Regions from separate parts of the Homo sapiens genome. Here region 2 is linked to region 1. Evidence: read pairs that join two places in POLR2A ChIA-PET (ENCODE). Cell type or tissue: HepG2. All regions are shown on one strand. Each heading gives the region's core, and the rest is flanking DNA. Links, peaks and the distances in the headings are about the cores only. Region 1 overlaps ACYP2 (acylphosphatase 2). Region 2 has its middle 12 kb from the start of SPTBN1-AS2.

The links. ChIA-PET counts read pairs that join two places held together with the same protein. Peaks named below come from ENCODE experiments on the same cell type or tissue, not always from the same donor. Only the 100,000 strongest peaks of a DNase experiment are listed, where the experiment ranks them.
Region 2: POLR2A ChIA-PET joins it to region 1 with 5 read pairs; 8 of 35 experiments call an interaction of 5 or more read pairs at or near these places.

The regions. Positions count from the first base shown.
Region 1 is chr2:54,119,056-54,124,441 of GRCh38, forward strand. All of the region lies in intron 1 of ACYP2 (acylphosphatase 2), which reads left to right. Among named protein-coding and RNA genes, the nearest start is that of ACYP2, 6.1 kb to the left of the region's middle. In HepG2, for the core only: no CTCF peak of the experiment used is centred there; DNase peaks (open chromatin) are centred at 3,306 and 4,076.
Region 2 is chr2:54,689,277-54,694,662 of GRCh38, forward strand. No RefSeq gene overlaps it. Among named protein-coding and RNA genes, the nearest start is that of SPTBN1-AS2, 12 kb to the left of the region's middle. RefSeq lists a silencer at 2,436-2,730. In HepG2, for the core only: a CTCF peak has its summit at 2,703; a DNase peak (open chromatin) is centred at 2,645.

The DNA.
Region 1 (5,386 bases), core at 221-5,220:
TTTTTTTTTTTTTTTTTTTTTTTTTTTTAACAGGGTCTCATTATGTCACCCGGGCAAGATCATAGCTCACTGCAGCCTTGAGCTCCTGGGCTCATATGATCTTCCTGCCTCAGCCTCCTCTTGAGTAGTTGGGACTACAGGCATGAGTCACCATGCCCAGCTAACTTTTTAATTTTTCCTTGGTAGAGAGGGAGTCTCACTATGTTGACTAGGCTGGTTTTGAACTCCTGGCCTCAAGCAAGCCTCCCACCTCGGCCTCACAAAGTTCTGGCCTTATAAGCATGAGCCACTAGCCTGGGCAACAGAGTGAGACTGTCTCTAAAGAAACAATAAAATAAATAAAGTATGGAATAATAAAATTTTAGTGAAAACTGTCTTGTTAGAAATAATGGCTATGAAAGTAAATTCGCAATGGAAGAACCTATAATTGGGAACATTTATTATGGACAAAATACGGATTGATAAAGTCATCATTAAAATATTTGAGTGGAAACTATTCCCAGTGAAAATTGTTTCAATGACATGAAAGTGAACATGGAAAAAATGGAAAATGTTTTAACCCTCCTGTATGGAAAATTGATCAATGAATTAAATTGGCTTGCTTGAGTTTATTGCAGAAAACGTTTTCCAACCAAAAATGATGTGTTGTTAGTATAGGGACCGTACAACTGGTTTAAGCCAATATGGATACATTATTATGAACTAAAGTCCTTACTTTTTTCAAGGTTTCCTTAGTTTTTACCTAATGTCTTTTTTTTGGTTCCAGGATCCCATCCAGATACATTTAGCCCCCTTGCCTCCTCAGGCTCCTTGAGGCTGTGACATTCTGTTAGACTTACCTTGTTGTCGATGACGTTGGCAGTTTTAAGGAGTACTTTGAGGTCAAGTACTTTGTAGAATGCTCCCCAATTGGGATTTGTCTGATATTTTTGTTATGATAAGACTGGGATAATGGGGTATTGGAAGGAAGACCACAGAGGTGAAGTGCTGCTCTTGTCACACCTATCAAGGGTATATACTGTCAATCTGACTTATCACTGTTGATGTTAACCTTGATCACCTGGCTGTGATAGTGTTTGTCTGGTTTCTCCACTCTAAAGTTACTCTTTTTTTTCTCTCTCTCTTTTCATCCTGTACTTTAAAAAATCTTCACATTCTCAAGGAGCTCCACGTTTTTTCCCCATCAACTTCCCTTGCATCAAGGACTTTGGGAGAGGGTTAAGAGAGCTGGGGACTGAGCCCCTGTGCTTTTAGAGTGTTTGTAACTGTGGCCTGGTTTATAATGTTTCTATAGATGTTTAATTATATTTACATCTAGAATAATATAATCTGAAAATTTGAAAGGGAAATTGATTATGCTGTGTATAGATGCTTTGATGCTTTACCAGCTCTCAGGGGAATACTAATGACACTCCTAGAAATGCATTGTGACTATCTGTTGGTATACATGTGCTTAGAATTTTTTTTTGACTGAGTTTTTTTAGAATAAGAGTAGCTTATTTGACTACTGATGACACAGAATTCTTTCAGTGCCACTTTGCCAGCCAGAAATCTCCACGGCTAGTGGCACCTCTGCCCAGGCTTTGCTTGGGCCCACTGGGCTTACTCTGCCCACTTGGCCCAGCAGACTGCGCTCAGGCTGTGCTACTGGTCTGGATCCTGCGCTTGCCTTGGCTCTGTGGTCAGCCCGCAGCTGGTCCAGGGGTGCCGTGACCAACTTCTACCTTGGATGCTGGTGTCTGGATGAGGGGGATGTGGCAGTGCCCAATAACTTGGAGATGCCAGCAACCACAGAGCCCCAAGGTGTGTTACAGCTTTTGCTTGGGGAGTCCTGAGGCCTGAGCCTCCAGAAAGTGTTACACTGTCGTTCATTTCTGCTGTCTGCAGCTTCAGTGAATGGGAGCGTGTCACAACTCATTGGGTCCTGCTGCCTGCAGCTCAGCAAATGGGGGCATGTTGGCACACAATGGTTTTTTCACTCCTATAGCTCGGCGAGCATGAGCATATGTTACAGCTCTTTTTGCACCTGCCATTCGCTCTTGTCCCATGACCAAGAGGAATGAGGTACGCGGACACTGGAGAGTGAACAAGGCAGAGAAGAATTTTATTGACTGACAGAAAAGCTCTCGATAAAGAGAGGGGACCCGAAGTGGGTAGCCCTCTGTGTGAGAGGGGGCCTGAAAGTGGATAGCCATCTGTAAGGCTGAGTCTGGGGTTTTTATGGGCTCAGAATGGGGTGTATGCTAATTGTTCCATGGGTGGGCCTGGAAAAAGCACCATTCAGTTGGCTAAAAGGCATCGAGGAAGTTCTCACTCTGGTTGTGGACTCCACCTGGAACTGGCAACTCGGTTTCAGGTTTCACTTGAAGGTCTGGTTTCACCGGAGACCTGTCCCTGTCTACCGAGGAATTTGTCTGTTTCCTACTGCTATAACTGAGATGAATACCATATTTCTTAAATATTGCTTAAAATGAAAACTGGGATGAATTATTAAATGGCTTTGTCAGATAATGCATGATTTAGAAGTACACATTTTTCTTACATAGACAAGTAAATGGAAAAGCTGTGTTTTAGAGGTTGAAAATATTAAGTACCACCATTAAAGTCAAGAAACATAAATATGGTTAACTCTAATTCCCTCTCCTGTCTTTGTTCTTATAGTATTTTATTTATAGTAGTTATACTTTGTGTTTATCCTTTTAATCATTCTGCTTTCAGCTACAGTTATCTGTGTACACTTGTATGTGTCTCTCACTAGAAAATAATGACAGTATTTTGAAGGTCAGGCTGGTGGCTTGTTTTCATATCCCCTACACGGCTACGCCTCTAGTGGGTCCTTCAAAAGTGAACTGAATTAAATTGAAGTATTTGGGGATATCTGGCTTGGAGAAGAAATTGTAGTGTGATGGCTGTTTTAACTGTTTGAAAGATGCCGTGGTGTATGGCTCCAGGGAACAGAACCTGGACTGATGGTGAAAGGTTAAGTAAGGCAGAATTTTATTCCACATAAGGAAAGCTTTGTAACAATTAAAGATATTTACAGTCATTAAGGGCTGCTTTGTAAGGCAGCATATAGATCACTTCCTGCATTCAAAATTGACACATGCAGTCAGATCCCAGGATGAAATGGTAGGTTACAATATAAAAAATAGGATTTTACATGAAAAGGTGTTGACATTTAAAACTCATCACAGGTTTCTTTAAATATCAGTGTGTGTTTGTCAATTCAAAGTATGATTTACTTTGCAAACATTCCTCTCAGGGTTTCTCACTGACACCTCTTTCCACAAAGTGAGGTACAGTTGTAGTGGACTGGACCTTGACTGAGCAGCATATCGTGCTGGAGTCTTTTATCACCAAAAGGGCTGATGTCTGCCCCAGTTTCCAGAGCAGAGTGTCTGTAAAAAACCTGCATGTGTCATATCAGCTTTCCTTCTCTTCAGCAAGTGAGGTGGAAAAAGTATGGGGAGGCCACGAAAGCCCATAGATAAATCTCCTACAGAAGCCCTGTCCCAAGAGGGCTGTGTTCCAGCCAACACTGATAAAGTGCAGAAAAATGTCTCCACATCTACCTTTTCTTTCTATATAGATATCTATCTGTTGTGCAGTATGCTTCATACTAGGAATCAGGACTCTCAGAAAGATTCTGGGAAAATTCCTGGTGGCTTATGAAACTTTGAGCAGTTGATTCCTGCATGGTTCAGTGCCTTGCAGAGTTAATGGGCTAGAAGTCTTGAGACTCCTTGGCTCACCTTCCTCCCAAGGCTTTAAAATAAGAGTTGTAGTTTGAGGGGCCCAACAAATAACACCTATCTTCATTGTGTGAGTTACTGTCAAGACAAAGAGTAAAGCGGAGTTTTAGGAATGTGATGTCTATCTGCAGGTAAGTGGACTTTATAATGACCTGTACTACAGAATTAAACAGTGGCCACCCCAAACTTCAGGCACAGGGAGGCTACTCTAGGGTAGAGCCAGAAGTATGATCCCTGTGGGTAACTTGCTCCCAGCGGGAGGAAGAAGAGGACATGCCTGGGCTGTGCATGTTTCTCCTTCTAAATTTACCCAGTAGATGAGTCACTGCATGTCCCTGTGACAAGGGCAGGGTAGAAAGTAGCCAGGAATGACACACTAATGATACGCCTCCTCACAGAAGGAATTTCCGCTAGAGAGAAAGATGCTTTCTCCTGCAGAAATAAGTTATAAAATCTAGAGAGAGCTCAGTCATTTAGTTCTACTTGCCGTACTTCAAGAGGATCTTCACTGCAGTTGTTTTGGTATGGAGTGATAGGAAAAAGTCAGGGAGGTTGTACGGTAAGCAAAATTGGAGAATGACTGCCCTTGTTCTACAAATAGAGGTAGGAAGGACTACATCATAGTCCTGTTTTCTGCTTTCCTTTTTTTGTGTGTGTGGCATTAACAAAATTGAGATATAATTTACATAACACTAAATATACAGTAGTTTTTAGTATATTCACAATGTTTTGCAGCATTACCATTAATTCCAGAACATTTCCATCACCCCTCCTTCCCTTTACCAGCTGCTTCCCATTCCCCACCTCATTCCCCCATTCCCCACTTCTTCCTCCATCCCCTGGCATGTTAAAGTGCCTCAGGGAAGTCAGGGACAAAGTCTCTGATGTCCTTGGCCTCTCCCTCAAGATTTCAAGATTGCTGCTTAGCTCCAATCATAATATTCATACCATGATTAGGAGAAAAAAGGGTACCAGTGCAATACCCCGACATGGAGAAACCACTAACTCCCAGCCAAGTCAGCCCCTGTTGAAGAGCTGTCTTGAAAGTCCCAACCAGTGATACGGCTTACATTTCATTGGCCATCCCCACTATAAGGAAGTCTGGGAAACATCAACTGGCACATTGCTGCCCCAAGTAAAATCAGAGTTCTGTTAGAAGGGAAGAATGGGAGAATGGATTTGGGGTATGCAACTAGCTGTGCCTGTCACAGTCGTTCATATATTAAATACACTTCTAAACAATTATTACATTTGATGTTTTTTTCCCAAGTAGTGACACAAAAGGACACATTACAAAAAGATTGTGATCTTGTGTCCATAACCTCTCCTTCAAAACACTGGCTCCGTAACCAAAAACAACCTAAATTTCTATTAAGTTCATATTGAATCTTTTTTTTTTTTTTTGAGACAGAGTTTCATTCTTGTTGCCCAGGCTGGAGTGCAATGGCGCGATGTGGGCTCACCGCAACCTCCGCCTACCAGGTTCAAGTGATTATCCTGCCTCAGCCTCCTGTGTAGCTGGGATTATAGGCATGTGCCACCACGCCTGGCTAATTTTTTGTATTTTTAGTAGAGACGGGGTTTCTCCATGTTGGTCAGGCTGGTCTTGAACTCCCGATCTCAGGTGATCCACC
Region 2 (5,386 bases), core at 59-5,058, 570 kb after region 1:
AGAATTTTGGGCTAATTGAAATGTCAAGACAACTTTTAATCCCAGAAAACCTAAATGGGAAATCATTTCCCAGTAAGATCATAGAGCCACCAAAAGGACCACATTCGAGGTCAATATACAACCAATAGCACTCTTCCACATAAAGAATAATCAGAAAAATATAATAAAAAGAGATCCCATTCACAATAGAAACAAAAACCATAACGTACCAAGAAATACCTTTGATGTGAAATTTTTTTGACCCAAGAGAAGAAAACCAACCAATCAAACAAAATGGCGGTGACAAGAAAGCTTGACTAAATGGAAACAAGAACCATGCTCTTTTTTAAAGGAATGAATTCTACTCAATCTAACTTATAGGTTTGACCACTTCTCAATAAAAAACAGAATGTTTCTGAAAGTTAAAATTATTTACCTGAACTAGAGAATGAATAAACATAAAACAAGAGATAGCATCAAAGAAAAGGATTGTGATGATCATGGTGGGTACTAGCACCACCATTTGTGAAAAAATATTCTCAATCGGTGATAAAGACTATGATGTTGATGCATGTCAGCGGAACTGATGCAAATCAATGGAATAGAATATAGCAGCTAGTACATAAATGAACATTATTATGCATAAGAACCAAAAATACTATAAGGAAGTTCATATGATCAATGGGAAAAGAAAGATTAGATACTCTTAAAAGTAACTATTCATCTTCTAATTGCACACAGAAATTAATTCTAAATGAATTAATGAGAATTTCAAAAAGGCAAAAATTATCAAACTAGATTATGGAAAGGAATCTTTGTCAGACCTCTGATGGAAGGGAGCAATGTCAAAGCATGTAAGAGTAGATACAAATGCATAAAAACTTCACACTCTAAAATGCAATAACATAAAGGAAAGCAAAATCAGGTGACAGAGGGCAAATATCTCCACTGTAAAGGGTGGAGAAGATTTAACATTTGCTGATTTTTTTTTAAAAAAAGCAAAGCCTCTAAGATGTCAATATGGGCAAACATACTCAGGGAAGAAGTAAACTGGTCAACACACAAACGAAAAAATATTCATTTTCATTAGTTGCAAAAGAAGTGTAAAGGCAAAACATAAATAGATTCAAATTTTGCTTATTAAATTGTATTTCAAATGGTAGTATATTCCGATGGTTTAAAAATCAGAAAGTATAAAAAGTGTATAGTGGAAAGTCTCCTTCTTGTGTTTATTCCCCTAGTGCCAGTTTCCCAACCCTGTGCTTAGATTTTAAAATATTATGGGTCTATGCAGATACACATATAGATTTTCCTCCTTTTACTCTGAAGGTAGCATACCAAAAACATCATTCTGAAATTTGCTTTTTTGACATAATAATATATCTAGGAACCCTTTCCATATCAGTACTTAGCTTGCTCATTTTTTGTAGTTATATAAAACATTTTTCATTAACATTAGTATGTTGAAGTATATCTGAATTTAAATTGGTTTCATTTAGAGTTTTTTAATCATTTCAGAGGTACACACACATAAGATATTTACAAGTTATTCATTCAACATTTTTTGAAGTCCTACTGTATGGTAGAAAACAGATATCTATCTAGAAACTAACAGACAGCCTGGTAAATAATAAAACTCCATTGTGTAGCTATCCTACAGTTTATTTAACCAGGTCACTGTTAATGTTCATACTTTTCCTATAGGTGAATTGTTTTCTTTATAGTTTTCTAGTTTCATAATTACATTTAATAAATTTTTATTTTAGGCTGGGCACGGTGGCTCACGCCTGTAATCCCAGCACTTCGGGAGGCTGAGGCGAGTGGATCACAAGGTCAGGAGTTCGAGACCAGCCTGGTCAATATGGTGAAACCCCATCTCTACTAAAACTACAAAAATTAGCTAGGCGTGGTGACGGGCACCTGTAGTCCCAGCTACTCGGGAGTCTGAGGCAGGAGAATCGTTTAAACCTGGGAGGCAGACGTTGCAGTGAGCTGAGATCGTCCCACTGCACTCCAGCCTGGGCGACAGAGTGAGATTCCATCTCAAAAAAGAAAATAAAAAAATACACATTTTTATTTTAATAAAAGGAATTTGCATCTCATTAATGCATTTAATAAAGTTGTTAGAAATATTGATTCAATTATTAAAACTACATCAAAATCTATAGATGTTAATTATCATTCAGAAATATTGAATTCCCAGTTTCAGGGATTAAGCATAAACATAGTCATAGATACCTAACAGGATAAGACCAATTCCTGCAAAAATGTGCTACCATGAAGGCAACTCAAGATTTAGTAACACGATATTATGACAATATTCTGTGAAACAATCTGTCAGCATTTTCAGAAATATGACATACAATGCCTGGAACACCAGCCAGCCAGGCTTCTTGGTAGACATGTCAGTGAGGACAAAGCTGCACCGGGGTGACATATGTTTTTAAATGGCTCAGAGGCCAAGCACATTGCAAGGTGTCAGGCATCCCTCTGACATTTCAGTTGAATATAAATTTGGAGCTGAATCTTTATCAAAGGTAAATATGTACACACAGTAATGCTTTCATAAGAGAAAATCTCAGGTAAGCACCCTATGTAATGAAGACAGTAACTTATTAACACATAGCTCAGCTATCGATTGCTGTGTTGTAAGCCATCTCAAAGCACAGTAGCTATGTGATTTATTACTTGTCATGGTTCTGCGGTTGATGGAGCTCCACTGGGAGGAGCTTCTGCTCCACGTTGGGTGGCTGAGATCACTCATGCGACTGCATTCAGCCGGCAATTTGGCTGGAGCTGGGATGTCCAAATGGCCTCTCATCCTCCAGGATCTCCTTGCACTTGGCTTTTCACCCTTCAGCGGTTCCTATGGTTTGGATGTCCCACCCAAGTCTCATGGTAAACTCTAATCCCCAATGCTAGAGATGAGGTCTGGTGAGAAGTGTTTAGATCATGGGGGCAGATTCCTTGTGAATGTCTTGGGCCATCCCATCCCCTTGGTGATAAGCAAACTCTCACTCTAAGTTCTTGTGAGATCTGGTCATTTAAAAGTGTATGGCACACCACCCCCTGACCATGCTCCTGCTTTTGGCTTTTGCCATATGATGAGCAAGCTCCCATTTCACCTTCCACCATGAGTAAAGGCTCCCCAAGGCCTCCCCAGAAGCTGAGCAATGTTGGCACCATGCTTGTACAGCCTGCAGAACCATAAGTTGATTAAACCTCTTTTCTTTATGAATTACCAAATTTCAAGTATTTCTTTACTGCAATACAAGAACAGCCTAATACAGTGGTCTAGCTCCAAGGAACATTTGAAGAGGACAAGCCCCCATGTGAAAGTGTGTATTAAGCCTCTGCTTGCACCACACTAGCTAATGTCCCATTGGCCAAAGCAAGCCACATGGCCAAGGCCAGAGTCAAGAGCTTGAACACATAATACATAAGGGCATGACAACCAGTAAGTGTATTTCCCTGAGGCCATCAAAGTATAAAACTGCCACATCATGGTTTTTCTCTGTTTTACTTGAAAGGATGATAAAATTACTAGGAGGGAGCAAGTGAAACACTGAAATAGTGCCAGAGGAGACTACACAAGAAATTCCTCTAACTTTAAAAATCAGCCTCCTGCTGGATGCAGTGGTGGGCACCTGTCATCCCAGCTACTCAGGAGGCTGAGGTGGGAGGATCACATGAGCCCAGGAGTTCAAGACTAGCTTGGGCAACATAGCAAAACCCCATCTCTAAAAAAAAAAAAAAACCATCCTCTCCAAATCTTTTTCTTTTTCTTTTTTTTCTTTGAGACAGAGTCTTCCTCTGTTGCCCAGGCTGGAGTGCAATGGCGTGATCTCGGCTCACTGCAAGCTCCGCCTCCTGGGTTTCACGCCATTCTCCATGTTAGCCAGCATGGTCTCGATCTCCTGACCTCGTGGTCCGCCCACCTCGGCCTCCCAAAGTGCTGGGATTACAGGCATGAGCCACTGTGCCTGGCCCCATCCTTTCCAAATCTTAAGAGTGCAGCTGAACAATGTTGATTACAAAGGGGTGAAATGTGTAAACTTGTTGGTAAAGCTCATTTACTGACAAGCTTTACCAATAAGCTTTACCAAAGGGCAGCACACTTTTAGAAAATGTCAGTTTGTTCAGCTAATGGAAAACAAGCTTTACCATATGGATGGGTCCTTTTGACTCTCCTTGCCCAGGGTTCTTAGGGGAATCTCTGCTGTGGGCCCAGATGTCTCTGCAGGCCATCAGATTGAAGCAGGGGGATGAGTGTGACCACATGGATGGTATGATGCCAGCCTTCACCACTACCAAAGGGCCTGAGTCTCAGTGACACTAGGTAGATCAAAATGAGGAACGATTCCATCAAAAAATAAAGAATTCAAATTCAAAAGACAACTCTGTGCAGAGGATGAATAATTAATTAGGTAAGGGATGGTAGCAAGAAAATTGGGATTTTGTGGATAAATTGAACTGTTTACATGGAAAAACAAAACAGACCAACCATATCGACAGACTCACTGAATCTCGACCAGCTGGAAGCAGGCATATTGGTTGCTAATATGGAAAACTATTCTGACAGTTAAAAAAATTAATGACAGTTAAAAGGATGAATGCTGAAAGAACTGCTTAAACCCTCAAATAATGAACAATATCAAGAAGAAAAGGCAAAAAGAGGATAGTAGTGAAAACAAAATACAGAAGACTTACTTCAAAAGGAGGAGCAGAGCAAGATGGCTGAATAGAAGACTCCACCAATTGTCTTGACTGCAAGGGCAGCAATTGAACAACTGTCTACTCACAAAAAGCACCTTCATAAGAATAAAAAATCAGGTGAGCACTGGTTTTAACTTTATCTAGCTGAAAGAGGCATTGAAGAAGGTAGGAAAGACACTCTTGATTTGCTGACACCACCCCTCCCCCGCCCCCTGGCAGTAGCAGCATGGCACAGAGAGAGAATCTGTGCACTTGGGAGAGGGAAAGTGCAGTAATTGTGAGACTTGCATTGAACTTAGTGCTGCCTTGTCATGGCAGAAAGCAAAACCAGGCTGAACTCAGCTGACACGTACCCACAGAGGGAGCATTTAGACCAGCTCTAGCTAGAGGGTTATTCCTCATCCCAGAAGATGGAACTTGAGCTGTGGCAAGCCTTGCCACCCCAGGCTAAAGTGCTCTGGGGCCCTAAATAAACTTGAAAGGCAGTCTAGGCCACAAAGACTGCAACACATAGGCAAGTCCTAGTGCTGAACTGGGCCCAGAGCCAGTGGACTTGGGGGGCACACAACCTACTGAGATACCAGATGGGGTGGGTAAGGGAGTGCTTGTGCAACCCCCTCAATCCTAGGCTGCTCATCTTACTGCTCCAAAAGAGACCTCTTCCTTCCACTTGAGGAGAGAAGAGGAAAGA